2 separate regions of the Homo sapiens genome follow, and region 2 is linked to region 1. The links are chromatin contacts, found by Hi-C or POLR2A ChIA-PET in ENCODE. All regions are on one chromosome and are shown on one strand. Each heading gives the region's core, a stretch centred on a gene start or an enhancer-like site at or near the end of the contact. The rest is flanking DNA. Distances are from core to core; before and after follow the strand shown. Region 1 has its middle 75 kb from the start of NDUFS5. Region 2 holds the start of NT5C1A (5'-nucleotidase, cytosolic IA).

What was found. Hi-C counts contacts between places; a loop is a spot of excess contacts on that map. ChIA-PET counts read pairs that join two places held with the same protein, here RNA polymerase II (POLR2A). Pooled maps may share reads with other maps.
Region 2: a loop to region 1 is called in a map with no recorded cell type, with 4 times the contacts of the local background. The contact joins the promoter of NT5C1A here to the enhancer-like site in region 1. A Hi-C loop is called at or near these places in 1 of 37 single-sample maps with no recorded cell type and 4 of 50 pooled maps. POLR2A ChIA-PET finds 5 or more read pairs at or near these places in 1 of 52 experiments (MCF 10A).

Annotation. Positions count from the first base shown.
Region 1 is chr1:39,097,229-39,105,103 of GRCh38, reverse strand. It overlaps a transcript of MACF1 not described here. Among named protein-coding and RNA genes, the nearest start is that of NDUFS5, 75 kb to the right of the region's middle. RefSeq lists a silencer at 1-79 and enhancers at 1,554-2,109, 2,223-2,332, 2,353-2,402, 6,324-6,413. Within about 2 kb of position 2,388, at least 20 of the 41 ENCODE cell types and tissues checked have a DNase peak (open chromatin) inside an H3K27ac peak, as active enhancers do.
Region 2 is chr1:39,668,180-39,676,054 of GRCh38, reverse strand. It overlaps NT5C1A (5'-nucleotidase, cytosolic IA), which reads left to right and starts at 3,948. Exons shown (of 6, transcript NM_032526.3): 1 at 3,948-4,151. The coding sequence starts at 4,017. RefSeq lists a silencer at 3,756-4,165.

The sequences.
Region 1 (7,875 bases), core at 1,139-3,638:
CCCGCGCGTCAGGATGAAAGGCTGGGCCGGCCGAACGGCAGGGAGACCCGGGCCGGCTCCACAGGGCGAGCGGGAGCCCCAGTCAGCGCTGACCTACGCCGCCGGGAGCGGGACAAAGGAGGGTTTCTCCCTGGCTGGAGAGAAACCCAGCGGGGCCTGTGCGGCTGCTGGAGAAGGACCTGGAGAAACTGAAGGGAAAGCAGAGGGCAAAAGACCACGATGCCTCAGATCCCAGGGCTAGACGCGGTCAGAACGAGGACAAGGGCAAGATCCAGACAGGGCTGCAGTGTAGGGCCGGAGGACACTGAGCCCACAAAGAAGCCCGGGAACAAAGGGTTTTCCAGAAACAGAAGAAGCTGAACAAGAAGTGACGGGGCAGATCCAGCACCATGAAGTAAACCAGGCCAAGGAGCCAGAGCCTGAGAAATGACAACCCAGGGAGGCACGAAAACGGGATTCTGAATGCACCATGGGGTGAATAAGAGGAGAGACAGGGAGACATAAATCTGTAGGGGATAGACCCTCCAGAATTATTAAACTGTGACAGCCATCTGAACAGAGAGACAGAGATCAAAAGGGAGAAATGTGGGAACCTGAGACGGAACCAGGACTGTTAGGGAACAAAGAAAGGACTCTGGAGCATAGCTGGTCAGGGAAGAAAAGGGGAAGCCAATTATTCTTTGTCATCAGGGGAAAGGAAAGAGTAAAGAAAGGAAACTGGAAAATATGGGTAGGGATTTATTAGGGGCCATTTTGAGGACAGAGCTCCCAACATCATTTGATCCAACATTCGGTTGTGTATCATTCAATCCCAATATTCATGGAGTGCGCTGGAGCCATGAGCAGTGAATGAAGAACTCTGGTCAATGTAGGTGACACGTTGTGCCCGCCACCCCCCATTTAGCAGTTATCCTCCCCTGTTAGCTTGATTTTTCAGGAGGTCTGGAGAGGTGGTTGTGGGTAAGAAGTTACACTGGCTGATCTCACAATAAGGGCACATTAGCAAGTAAAAAAAGAATTCATGCAACACTGAGCAACCAAAATTGGGACTTGGGCTTCCATTCCAGTTCCCATTCTCAAGAGTTTGAAGGAGAAACTTCTTAACCCCAGGCTAGGGAAGGTGTCTTTGTACCTTGTGAGTAGTGCCAAGTATTTTGGTCAATGCTCAGCACATTGGTAACAAGTAAAACAAATGACGCTTTTCGCTAATAGGTGCATGCTGGTTGTTTCCACACCACACCCTGATCAGAAATCAGGTGAGCAAGTCATTAATCATATCTTTTCCCATCAAGTTTTGCTGGCCTGCCCAAGTTGTGGGCATGAAGATCATGCAGGGAAGGGCCTGAAAGAGGACAGGGAGGATCCTTAGACAAATGCTCATTTCCTTCCAGTTTAATCCTCCGTGCTAAAACAAACAAACAAACAAAACTAGTTCTCAGTTTGGTGTCAGCTGCTAATGAGCTCAGTTTACAAAAAGAAGGGGAATAAGTTTGAAGTATATGCATTTTTCAGTAAAAGGCTTTTAGCGGAAAATGCAGGATGAGTTGCTGATTGATGGCACAAGCACATTTTTCGTAAACAGCAGAGAATATAGAAATGCTAACTCTGGGGATCTTGACTGTGTCAGTGCTGAGTCATCTGCATTTCCCATATTATTTTATACCAGCAGGCCTAAGAAGGCCCAGACAGAAATCACGCATACAAACACCTCCACACAGACATCTCACCCCCACACAGACATCTGCCTCCTTATGTCCATTACACTACATAGAAAAGTCCCTCCATTCCCACCTGGGGCTGCTACACGCGCCACTTTGTGAGCAGGTTCCTCAAGATGTGTGACTGATGCTTGCCAAAGGTGAAGAAAGAACAGGGGCAAAAAGGGGAAGAGTCCGCTGTGAGAATCAGAGAAGACCTGGGGGCGTTGCAGGGAGAAGGCAAGGGGTTGAGATTCCTTTTAAGAAACACACAAATCAAAGAAGAAACTTCTGCTTTAGGTTGTGGCTAGAGAGCTTCTCTAAGACTCAAATTGCTTTCTTGACAAAATTTGCATTTAAATGCTCCCAGGAGATTTTGAAATAATGCATTCTTCTAATGAATGGAAAGTGGGGAAGTCCACATGTTTGGCTGATGTTCCTGTTTTATACAGAGAAAATTTTACAAGGCTAGAGGAACAAAGCGGCTGCCAGGGGGGATGGGAAGAAGGAAGTCTATGAAGGGGAGGTTTTTCGCTTCTTTCAAGCAACAGTCTAAATTTATAGCCAGACCACACAGTCGCAAAAGCTCTGAGGCTTTCTCCTTTTGGTCTTTGATTTTCTTTTGCTCCTGATGGGTGAGACTGCTGCTGCATTTCTAAGAAGGCTGCAATGGGGGAAGCAGAAGGATGTACTCGGAAGGGCATCTAGTGGAAGAGAAGAGTAATACAAGGAAATTAATGCCCTTTATCCTTGGTGTCCTCCCAATTAAAGCCTCATCAAATACCCCTATCCCTAAAGCCCTGCCACTTTCTATTTCTTTCAGCGCCTCTAATGTGTTATCTCGCCTCAGGGCCATCCAACCGACTTTCCTCCCAGATTATAACCCTTCATCACTCTCCTTTGGCCTGGCTCACTCCTACCCATGCTTCTGCTGAAACTCCCCAGGGGAAAGCCTTCCTTGACCCCCCCCCCGCCTCCAATTAATAGGTCCTCCTCTACCCTTTGGTAATACTCATCACACTTGAAGTTATGGTACAGTGTCTCTCATCCTTACTAAATCGTAAGCTCCCTGAGGGCTGAGACTGTTTGTCGTCTAATTCACCACAGGATCCTTAGCACCTAGCAACTGATCTGGCACATATAGGGCACTCATTAACTATTTCGTCTTTCTTTTCTTTTCTTTCTCTCTCTCTTTCTCTCTCTCTCTCTCTCTTTCTTTTTCTTCTTTTTTTTTGACGGAGTCTCGCTGTCGCCCAGGCTGGAGTGCAGTGGCGCGATCTCGGCTTACTGCAGGCTCCGCCCCCCGGGGTTCACGCCATTCTCCTGCCTCAGCCTCCCGAGTAGCTGGGACTACAGGCGCCCGCCACCTCGCCCGGCTAATTTTTTGTATTTTTAGTAGAGACGGGGTTTCACTGTGTTAGCCAGGATGGTCTCGATCTCCTGACCTCGTGATCCGCCCGCATCGGCCTTCCAAAGTGCTGGGATTACAGGCGCGAGCCACCGCGCCCAGCCTCTTTCTTTCTCTCTCTCTTTTCTTTCTTTCCCTCCCTCCCTCCCTTTCTTTCTTTCCTTTCTTTTTTGAGATGGAGTCTCGCTCTGTCACCACCCAGGCTGGAGTGCAGTGGCGTGATCTCGGCTCACTGCAACCTCCACCTCCCGGGTTCACGCCATTCTCCTGCCTCAGCCTCCCGAGTAGGTGGGACTACAGGCGCCCGCCACCATGCCCAGCTAATTTTTTTTATTTTTAGTAGAGAAAGGGTTTCACTGTGTTAGCCAGGATGGTCTCCATCTCCTGACCTCGTGAACCACCCACCTTGGCCTCCCAAAGTGCTGGGATTACAGGAGTGAGCCACCGCACCCAGCCAACTATTTCTTTAATGCTATGCATAGTGGCTCACACCTGTAATCCCAACACTTTGGGAGGCCGAGGCCAGAGGATTGCTTGAGCCCAGGAGTTCACGACCAGCCTGGGCAACATGGCAAAATTCGGTCTCTAAAAATATACATATACACACACATATATATATATATACATATTTTTTTTTTTTTTGAGACAGAGTCTGGCTCTGTCACCCAGGCTGGAGTGCAATGGTGTGATCTCGGCTCACTGCAACCTCCACCTCCTGGGTTCAAGTGATTCTCCTGCCTCAGCCTCTCAAGTAGCTGGGATTACAGGCGCCTGCCACCATGCCCAGCTAATTTTTGTATTTTTAGTAGAGATGGGGTTTCACCTTGTTGGCCAGGCTAGTCTTGAAGTCCTGACCTCAGGTAATCCATCCACCTCGGCTTCCCAAAGTGCTGGGATTACAGGCGTGAGCCACCGCACCTGGCCAACTATTTCTTTAATGCTATGCATGGTGGCTCACACCTGTAATTCCAACAATTTGGGAGGCCGAGGCAGGAGGATCGCTTGAGCCCAGGAGTTCAAGACCAGCCTGGGTAACATGGCAAAATTTGGTCTCTAAAAATATACATACACACACACACACACGCGCGCGTGCATTTGTATATTTGTTTACTTTATTTAATTTAATTTAATTTATTTATTTATTTGCAACGGAGTCTCACTCTGTCACCCAGGCTAGAGTGCAATGGCGCAGTCTGGGCTCACTGCAACCTCCACCTCCTGAGTTCAAGCCATTCTCCTGCCTCAGCCTCTCGAGTAGCTGGGATTACAGGCGCCTGCCACCACCCCCGGCTAATTTTTGTATTTTTCGTAGAGATGGGGTTTCACCTTGTTGGCCAGGCTAGTCTCAAACTCCTGACCTCAGGTAATCTGCCCACCTCAGCCTCCCAAAGTTCTGGGATTACAGGCATGAGCCACCGCACCCGGCCTAAATTTTTGATTAAATGCATGAATGAGTGAACCAGATGATCCTAAAATACTTGGCTGTCTGTGACTACTGACTAGCTGGAAGGCTAGAGTATTTAAGGAGAGAGTATGTTTGTCTCACAGCATCCCTTATCTAAGCCTGGAATTCCAAGTCTTCCATATTTAGACATCTAGCTTCCTTTTCAGGCTGATCTCCAATGACACCCTTGTGTGTACCTCCTTTCCCTATAATCAGACTCTGAGGCTTTGCCTAGAATGTCCCATCCCCCAACTCCACCTACTGAAATCTACCTTGAAAGTTCACCCCAAATGACGTGAAATTTTTTTTCTATTTATTTATTTAGAGGCAGCGTCTTACTCTATCACCCAGGCTGGAGTGCGGTGGCACAATCTTGGCTCACTGACACCTCTGCCTCTTAGGCTCAAGCAATCCTCCTGCCTCAGTGCGCCCACCAATTAACCCACCAGCAGCTAGGACTACAGGCAGGTGCCACCACGCCCAGATAATTTTTGTGCTATTTGTAGAGACAGGATTTCACCATACTGTCCAGGCTGGTCTCGAACTCTTGGGCTCAAGTAGTCGGCCTGCCTCAGCCTCCCAAAGTGCTGAGATTACAGGTGTGAACCTCCGTGCCCAGCTTTTTAAAAAAATTTTTTATAGAGACAGGGTCTCACTATGTTGGTCTTGAACTCCAGGTACATGTACTGTGGATGTCTGTATCACTGCCTCCTTAACCTCCTACTTCATAGGTTCCTGAGGGCAAAGACATCTATTTCATCTTTCTTCATCACTGGGCCTAACACAATACTTTGCACATAGTAGATGTTCAATAAATATTTGCTGAAGGAATGGATGCCTCATTGAACTGTTATGGGGGTTGGGGGAGGGAGCCAGATCTGATTCAAGACAATTGAGAATCCAACTCAATGTCCACTCAGTGGTCAAGGGCTGAGGGCACTTCATGTGTAGGGAGGAAAGAGGGAAGTACAAAATTATTTCTCTTTCTGCTAGTGCTCCTTCCTCAACCTCTAGAAAGTTTATTCCCAGCTTTTCTTCACCTTTGGTTCATGCTGCATTATTTTATGTGTTAACTGATGCTTTATAAAGAAATTCTTAGGCCAGGTGCGGTGGCTCATGCCTGTAATCCCAGCACTTTGGGAGGCCAGGGCGGGCAGATCACCTGAGGTCAGGAGTTCGAGGCCAGCCTGACCAATATGGTGAAACCGCGTCTCTACTAAAAATACAAAAAATTAGCCGGGCGTGATGGTGGTCACCTGTAATCCCAGCTACTTGGGAGGCTGAGGCAGGAGAATCGCTTGAACCCAGGAGGCAGAGGTTGCAGTGAGCCTAGATCGTGCCATTGCATTCCAACCTGGGCAACAAGAGCAAAACTCCATCTCAAAAAAAAGAAATTCTTTGCTAGTAGTGAGTGTGTGTGTGTGCACACATGCACATATTCTCTCCATTCCTCCTTGCAAGGGTAGCTGTCTGCTGTAACTTTTATATTCCCCAATAGTAGCTGATGCCAGGCACTGAAGGGGCAGCCCCAAGCATTATCCTTTGACCAGCTCTTGGAAGAAAATTACCTAGTTCTAGTCTCAGAAGTGAAGCTCCACCAGCCTCTTGGGCACCAGCCAAAGCTCCCTTTCTGCCCAGCTCCTAGAAACCTTTTCTAAGCTTTGCCTCAAGTTCCCAAATCCGCTCTGGGGTAAGAAGCCTTTGCCTGCTCTCATGCTGCCCTCTTCTGTTCAGAAAGTGCAACATCTCAATTTAAGAGGCCTGGAGGGTGCCAGCCACCCAGGAAGACAAGATCCCTGCCACCAGCAGCCCATCACCATAGCAACCCTCAAAATGGTTACTCAGCCATCTGGGTTACCATAGCAACTGGCCAAGTCGCTCCACCTCAGCCTCTCCCTAGGCCTCTCCCGTGGCTCGTCAGAGCCAACTCCAAATAATCTCCAGTGCTTCCTGGAAGAAATGAGCAGAGGCTGGACCCCTGACAGGCAGCTATCCCAAAGGGGCGTGGAAGGCCTCACCGCACCGGCTTCCCAAGGCACAGTAGAGATAATGGATGTTAAGGCACTCCGTGAACCTTGAAGTGCTACACAGATGTTAGCTGTTATTAAACTACTGTTCCTTGTAATGGGGGAGGCAGTGGGTTGCCCTAGGCAGAGCTAGCACCATTCCAAGCTTGGCCCCTTACTGGCTGGGAGACCTTGAGCAAGTTACCAAACTCTCTGGGCTTCTGCTTCCTCTGCTGTAGCACATCTGCCTCCTAAAGTTGTTTTGAGGATTAGGTCAAATACAGCATGTAAGATGCTGAGCGCCAAGGCTGGCATTCAGAACCTAACAATAGTAGTTATAAAAGGTATTGGCCCCTCTGCTGTCTCCCAGCTTCTTTGTCAGTAAAACTGTTTTTATCTTCACTCTTGAAGGAATCAGGCTAATGTGAGCCCTGCTGAACCATACCCAATCTCTCTTCCTGCTCTGAGGCAGGACAGGGTCTTACCCTGTGTGGATCCTCTGAGGCAGTCTATACTCTTTGGGGAATTGGGAGGTTCCCCAAACTGTGAGGTGTGGCTTTTTTTAATCTATGAAACTTCTCTTCACTTGAAGCCACAGCTCCCCATCCAACACCATCTCAAGGTAGAAACCTCTAAAGGGGCACTAACAGGCAGCCTGGAAAGAGCACAAATCACTGAGGCCGGGAGAGGCCCTTGAGAGTGGTGGCCAATGCTCTCAGTTGAGATCAGAGTCACGTGAAGCAGTTCACCAGCATCAGGGCAGTCCTGGGGCACAGGCCCCTATAACAAAAATGGAACTCATTCCCTTGATGAATTTCTTTTTTTTTGAGACAGGGTTTCACTTTGTCACCCAGGCTACAGTACAGTGGCATGAACATGGCTCACTGCTGCCTCAACCTCCCAGGCTCAAGTGATCCTCTAGCCTCAGTCCCCCAGATAGCTTGTACTACAGGTGTACACCACCATGCCCAGCTAATTTTTGTATTTTTTGTAGAGATGGGGTTTCGCCATGTAACCCAGGCCGATGTTGAACCCCTGAGCTCAAGTGATCCACCCACCTTGGCCTCCTAAAGTTCTGGGGTTAGAGACATGAGCCACTGTGCTATCCTCCCGCCATGATGTTAAGGACCTGAATCCTATTGCAACTCGACTTCAGTCTGTCAAGATTGAATCCTTGAAATTCATTTTTTGGATATTTAGTTTAATTATACTGGCAGAACAGAACCAGATATGCTCTAGCCTAGCTCTGTGTGTTCTGGGGATAGAGCCTGAACCTCAAGCTGGAAGGACCAGAGGATCAGCCAAGCAACGCTAGGAGGG
Region 2 (7,875 bases), core at 2,699-5,198, 570 kb before region 1:
GCCTTCTCAGCCACGGGAGTGAATCCAAGTCAGAATGTGAAAAGAGATTAAAAAAAAAACCGGCTGGGCACGGTGGGTCACACCTGTAATCCCAGCACTTTGGGAGGCCGAGGCGGGTGGATCATGAGGTCAGGAGATCGAGACCATCCTGGCTAATACGGTGAAACCCCGTCTCTACTAAAAATACAAAAAAATTAGCCAGGCATGGTGGCGGGCGCCTGTAGTCCCAGCTACTCAGGAGGCTGAGGCAGGAGAATGGCGTGAACCCGGGAGGCGGAGCTTGCAGTGAGCCGAGATCGTGCCACTGCACTCCAGCCTGGGCAACAGTGCAAGACTCTGTCTCAAAACAAAAACAAAAACAAAAACAAAAAACCCATGAGCTCTGAGCTTCAGAGGAGGAAGCGTCTTACCTGACTGGGGAGAGGTGAGGAATAGGTAAAGAGCAAAGGGCAGCCATGGCTTCATGGAGGAGGTGGCATCTGCCCCAGGTCTTACTAAACATTAGCCAACAGGGCCAGGCATGCTGGAGCAGGGCTCTCCAAGGGAACAGCCAGGTGTGGGGCTCCTGGAGTCATGCCCTACAGGGTCTGTTCCCAGCTTATTCATCTGAAGAAGTGCTGGACCTGGAGGCAAAGTCCTGGCTGGAGTCCAGAAACCCTGAGCCAGGGAAGCCCTGCACCCAGCCAGCTATTAGCAAGTGACAGGCAAGCCAGAGAGCATGGCCAGAAGCCTGGAAGGGTGGAAAGAACAGTTAAGGATCAAGTTCTCTAATCCTTCCAAAGAAGGATCTGGGGAAAGTTCTTTTTTTTTTTTAAGACAGAGTCTCGCTCTGTCACCCAGGCTGGCACGCAGTGGCACGATGATCTCGGCTCACTGCAACCTCTGCCTCCCGGGTTCAGGCAATTCTCCTGCCTCAGCCTCCTGAGTAGCTGGGATTACAGGCGCACCCCACCACACCCAGTTTTAATTTTTGTATTTTTAGTAGAGATGGAGTTTCACCATGTTGGTCAGGCTGGTCTTGAACTCCTGACCTTGTGATCCACCCACCTCGGCCTCCCAAAGTGCTAGGATTACAGGCATGAGCCACCGCACCCGGCCCGGGGAAAGTTCTTAAAGGGACTGAACCAGGAGTCTGGGCAGGATTCCTTGATGGCAAGGAACAGTGCCTACTCATGGCAGGGTGAGTAAAGGGGAATGGATTAGTTGGGACTTTTGGTTGCAAGTGAACGAAATCCAACTCACACAAGCTTAAGCAAAAAGGGAGGCTTATTGGCTCATGTAATTGGGAAGTTCAGGCATGGCTGGGTCCAGAAACTCAGTTGCATCCTCTCTCCCTCCCTCCTTCTGCTTCTCTCTCTGTGGCACCATTGTCCTTCCAGATGTGCTTCTTCCATGTTCTTTCACCTGCCAAATGGGTTCCCAGCTCACATTGCCCCAAATTAACAACCTCAGAGAAAAAGAGCCAAATCTCCCAGAAGCCCTAAATAAGAGTGAAGAGTGTCTCAGCTGGGGTCACATGCTCATCCTTGTGTCCAGGGACACAGGGCTCCGCCATTGGTCAGGTCTCAGTTACAGGTCTCTGTACCAGGTCTGGTACTTCTTGACCAGAAAACCAGGGAGGCAGGGCTTTTTATTAGAAAGAGAGGCCGGGAAAAGTGGCCACTCAAGCAAAACCACAATCCACCAAATTTCCTTTTGGGGGCATTTGTTGAAACAATGTGGAGAATCTCATGAAAGTGTAGAGATGGGCACCAGAGCCAGGCCTTAGCTAGAACTTGGGAAACTGTCAGGAGCAGAGGCGGCTCCATCTCAGGGCAGCATGGTTTCTCTCATGTGCTGCTCTCTGCACATCCTTTCCCATCTTGATCTGCTGCTCATCTCATTCTGCTCAGAGAGTCTCCACCTGCGCCGAGCTTTACTTTGCATATAACTGCAGTCTGCTGAGGCTCACCCAGGTCTCTTCGGAGCCAACTGTATTTCACAGCATCCTCAGCTTCTATTCCAATGGTTGACTGCCCAGCCCATTTCCCAATTCCAAATTCCTGAGAAAGACAAATCTGCTTGGCCCAGGTCATCTTTTCAAGCCAATCACACAGATTAAAGGCCGCTGGACAGCATGGGGGTGGCTCACTTTTGTGTGAAGTGCCCACCTCCATCCAAGTAACCACTCTATGTATTCTTCCTGAGTTACTTCATCATTCTTCTCCATGAGGCACCTGAGAATAATTGACCTCATTCCTAGAGTTTCAATTATTTATTGCAGTGTAACAAGCTACCCCAAAACTTGGTGCCTGAAACAACAATTTATTATTTTTGATGATTCTGTGAGTTGGCTGGGCTCAGCTGGAAGGTTTTACTGCTTCAGGTTGTGTTGGCTGGCGTCACCCACATAGCTGCACTCCACTGGGAGCTGAGCTGGGGCTGGGACAGCCAGGATGGCCTCATTCACATGTCTGTCAATTGTGCCTATAGTCACCTGGGCTGTCGCTAGCTTCTTATCCTCCAGGTCCTATCTGTCTCACTACGTGGCCTTTCCAGCAGGATAGTCCAGACTTATTTACATAGTAGCTGGCTCCCAAGAGGGCAAAAATGGAATCTGCAAGGCCTCTTAAGACGTAAGCTTGGAAACCACAGAGCACCACTTCTACTCCATTCAATTGGTCAAAGCAAGTCACAGGGCCAGCTCAGACTGGACTCCACCTCTGAATGGGAGGAATGTCAAAGTCACATTTCCAAAGGACAGGCAGGATGGAAGAGGTTTTTGGGCCATCTCTGGAAACAATCTTCTAGAAGTAAGTCTAAACACACTTCCCCCAATCCTAACATTTTATTATGATTTTTCCCTTCCTCCCACACAAGGGTTGGTTTATTCCTCCCAGGACCTGGTGGAGGCTGAGGGGATCACTCCATTCTGTAGCCCCCTCACCTCCCCAGTCAGAGGCCCTCCTAGCTAAGCCAGTGTTTTCTCCTGCTTCTCCCACCCACCCATGCACACCTCTGAGAGAGGCTGTCTGCTTCCTGGCCTGTACCTTGGGATGGGTGACATTTGTGTCTGCACCCTGAGACTAGTACAGAGCTCTGCATCAAGAGGGACAACACCCTGGAATTCCAGGATGGTAGTTCCGAGGCCCCTCTTCTGCCCTCCCTCTATCCAGCCCCTTCATGGCCTATAACAAATCACCCCAAGCTGGGCAGGTGGGGGCCTAGGAATGCGCGCCCTCTGCTGACCACCAAAGGGCCAGCAAGAATTCGGGTTCAGAGTCCCTGGGAGTCTCTCTGGCCTGGGTCCCCACCCCAGGCCAAGGTCTCGACCTGAGACCACCCGAGCCTGGTCTCAACATGGACTTCAAGGGCCCCTCCTAGGTGGTGTGGAGGAGCTGCCGGGTTGGGCCCTTCACTGAGCTCCCGCTGGGAGCAGGCTTCTGCTAGTGAGAGGAGCCATCCATGCATCACCTCCTGCCCGTCTGCCGGATGGACTGGCCTCGGAGGGAAGGGGACATCGTCAGGATCCCAGGGTCCTAGCTCCTAAAGGAAAGATGGGCAGCTAGCTTTTGGGAGGGGAGCGGCTAGCTTTTCATTTTGTCCTTTGGGGATCACTATCCTGGGGGAAAAAAAAAGTTGTCAGGCCTCTCCTGTCTCCGCGCCCTGCAGCGCCTGCGAAGAACATCATTTTCGCAATCCCCAATCCGCTGCAGCCCACAAACCCAGAGAGCCAGAGAGCCCCCCTCACCACCCAACCGGCTGCTGGCGTGGGTCGGTCGGGGAAGGAGAGCCCAGCTATCCCTCATACCGTACAGCAGTAGCAGCAGCAGCGGCAGCGACACACGGGCGACCGAGAGGGCCAGTGTGACCTCCCCCCGCCCGGCGGGCGGGGAGCCCAGCTCACACGCACAGCCTCCTCGCCGCTGCCCGCCCCCTTCCCTCGCCGGGACTCGCCTCCCTCCTGCAGCCCAGCCCCAGCCACCTCCGCGTCTACGCCGCCGCCTGCTCTGGCCGGGCCGGGTCAGAGCCGGAGCATGGAACCTGGGCAGCCCCGGGAGCCCCAGGAGCCCCGCGAGCCCGGGCCAGGAGCGGAGACCGCTGCGGCCCCGGTCTGGGAGGAAGCCAAGATTTTCTACGACAACCTCGCGCCCAAGAAGAAACCCAAATCGGTAAAAGCAATGCACGGGTATGCGGGGGACGGGGGAAGGGTTACCCCGGAGGAGGGGTCATAAGTCTCTTGGGAAGGGACCCGTGGCGCCCCTCTGGGAGGGGACGCAGCTCCTCAGCCCCAGAATGCGCCCTGCAGCTGGCGCGGGCTCGGGTTTATTTTGGGAGCTCTGCTCTGGTGTATTTTTTTACCGGGACTCGGGTTCCACGCCAGGCTCCCCCTCCCCCATGCTGTCATCAGGGCCCAGCTAGAGGCCCGCAGCCCCAGCCCCTCCCCACTCGGGCCGCCGGGGAGCGCGGATTGCACTTGTTGGCGAAGCTGGTCCGCAGCGCTTCCAGAAGCGCCCCAGGCGCGGGTAACCAGACTTTGGGAACCCGGTTCCTGGCTGTGCGCTCCGGTCTCCGCCATCTGGGCATCGGGCTCCGGACCTGAGACTCTGCGTTTGGGGTCTGGCTCTGGGTCCTGGGCCCTGGGCTGGGGGCAGTGCGCTCCCCGCGTCCTAAGGAAAGGGAGCTGCTCTCTCCAGGCACTGGGATCCACACTCTGCGCTGGGGGGCGATCGGCGCCCCTGGCCGCAGGCTCCCAGCGCTGGACTCTGCCCCCCAGCTCGGGTTCTGCTCCCCTTGCAGTGGGCATTAACATCCCCACGACCCTGTGGTGGTGTCAACCGTCTGGGACCTCACAGAGGAGCTCTCTCCTCTCTGCCATCAAACAAGTTGATGATGCCCTGGTCTGCCCCTGGACCTTGCTGTCTCCAACTTCCCAGATCTCAGAGCTTGAGGAGAAAACCGAGAATAGAGGTTGGCCCACAGCGGTCCTCCAAAGAGCTCCAGCTTGATCTTAAAGCAATTTGCTGCTTCCCTCCAAGAACCCTTCCCCAACAGGTCCACCCTATCAGCAATCATTCAATTAGCACCTCCAAGCTCTGCTCAAGAGTGGGGATTGAAGAATTAAATAACCTGAGTCCCTGCCTCAGGAGCTCACTGCACAATGATGGAGGCTCCAGAGATGAGAGCCTAGGGGAGTTGGGGGGGGAGTAGAGTAGTGACATCACACTGGGGAAAGCTTTGTAGAAGTGGCACGTATCCTGATCTTAAAGCCTGAGTAGGTGGAGTTTCCCAGGGAGAGGGAAACAGGACAGGCAAAAGTCATGCAGATGTCTCTGAAGCTCAGGACTGTGTTCCTGAATAAGTACTGAATGAAGAATGCAGGATTGTTGGAAGAAGAGCTGGAGGGATGTGGAAGAGCCCACAGAGGGCCTTGGGGATCATGTTAAGGAGTCTGGACCTTACTCAAGGGGGTCAGGGATTTCCAAACTAGCTTCCCCAAGCCCCATGTTTCAGGGAGTCTGCACACATGTGAATCCAATTTATTTTCTTTCTTCTTCGGACTATGTTTTAAACAATTAAAAATGTGTAATAAAACCCAACTCACTCTAATGTATTAGGTGGACATTTTAGCAGCTTGAAGGCCACTAGCTTGTGCTGCAGATTTTTTTAAAGCAAAGCTCAGAATAAGGCTTCCCCTGTGATCTGTTCCATCAAAGAGCGTCTTGAGATTGTAAGGCCTTTAGTTTAAAACAAACCAAAACAAAAAACCTTTTAGCATTTCCAACCACTTATTGGTCTGAATCAGGACTTTCTCAATACTGTACAAATACAAACACAGCAACAACTTGGCCGGATGCTGAAGCTTAAGTCTGCACTGGCATTCTAGCCGCTAGTTTCAAATTTGTTGTCATGCAAACAACTGTGTTGTTTTCATTGGTTGACTTTATAATAAATAAATAAATAAATGTAATGCATTTGAATCTGTAAAATAAATAAACACCAATTATATATGTTATATCTGGTACCATATGGTATGAGATATATGGTAATATCTGGCTTACATATTGAATTCAAAGTTTATTTGAATTCATTTAAATAAAAGGTCAACCTACATTTAAACAAACATATGAATACCATTATGGAGCTATTACAGGATTTTTCATCAGGGGATTAACTGGGTCCCATTTTTATTTTAGAAAGATCACTCTGGGATGGATTGGAAAGGGTGAGTCCGGCAGCAAACCCACCAGTGAGAAGGCTGGTGCCTCTCTGAAGAGGAAGCTGGATGAATGTCAATGCTGTGGCCTGAGTGATGCAGAAGAAGGGATGGAGACTGGGGACTGGGGCAGTGAAAGCATCAGTGCTCAAAATCCATTTCCTCCCCAGGCACCAAGGAACCGGAGAGCTCAGGCCCAGTTGTCAGTCATGACCCCTGGATCAGCCCCTGACTCTCATGGTTCTCTGGGAGGCAAGAAGCCTGGAGGCTTCCCAGCTCCTATTCCTTCCTGCAGAAGCCCCTCTTCCCACAGGCTATTTTGGGGGCTCTAGGCCTCATGGGCCCCATCATGGCCTGGCCTGGGCTAATTCTCATTCCCAGGGGCCTGAGTAAAATATTTAACGCCTGAAGGCCTGTTGGAGGCCCTCACCTCATGGGGTCAGAACACTTCTTCAATCCAAAACTCTCCTGTCCCTCTCTCTTTCAGCAGCCCTTCCCTCTCTAAGTCCTACTGGGAATAACAGCTTTTTGCCTATGTTTCTATCTTGGACCCAATAGGCAGAATTACGTTAGCCTAAATGGGAGCTCCTCAGGAAGTCCAGGTGGGGGTGGGCTGCACTCTGTTATTCTTCCATTCCCATCCCCTAGCCGGAGCCATCAGCCTGACCCTGAAAGGCAGAGAGAGCTGCCAGCACCCTGGTTTCCTGGAGCTCAGAGCTCCCAGAGTGAGCCCTTGAGTCACTCTGACCCAATTCCCAGTCTGAGATCAGGGCTTCTTTCTGCTCTCTGGAGGAACTGTTCCTAGATGCCCCTGCCAACACATGGCCACCTCTGCGGCCAGGCCCAGGAGGGTCTCTATGTCCACAACTTGTCCCTATCTCTGGCCAGCCCATTTCACCTGCTCCTTCAGCTCCACCTGGAGCCTGGACAGGTCATTCATCAGTCCCAGCTGGGATCCATATTTCTTACACAGCCATGGCCTCTGGGATCTTAGACTCCACCTCACTCATACTGTGTCACAGCAGTCTAAGTGGGGATGCACAGTCCTGCCCTTGGGACCCCCATTCTGCTGGGAAACAGAGACCTGCCGTTAGAAACCTCAGTTTGTGGGCACGCCCTGATCATTTCTCCCAAATCTGGAAAGTGAAGGCTGGGGGAGATGTTTCCAGGGAAGGCGGAAGTAGCAAGGGATAGAATCTTCTGGGAACTGTTGAGGAGAGGAATAGCAAGGGGACTGCAGTGTGGATAGAGGCCAGGCTAGAGGCCGGAGACTTGAGATGTCATCTTGCTCTGCCTTGACCTAGAGTAACAGGCCCCTTTCTGGGCCTGTTTCCCCATCTGGAAAAGAGAGAAGCAGAGGACTCTTGGGGCCAATGCAACCAGGACGTTTTTCTTGCAACAACCAGGGGCGGGATGGATTGGGGTCTGTCTGGGTAGCTCAGCCAGAGGGAGCCCAGGACTTGGCAGTCTGGCAGGGACTGTGGGACAGAAAGTGAGGAGCGAGACCTTAGCTGGCTGCCAGGGTTGGAGTGGCAGGCTTGGGAACCTGCCTAATGGGGCTGGGAGGGCAGCTGACTCTCTGTCCTTAGAGGGGTGATGGCCCTGTCCCTGGGGCAGTAAGCCCAGTGGGTGGAGCAAGCTCAGCTCCTGTTCCAAAGGCCTCCAGGCTTCCAGGGTTT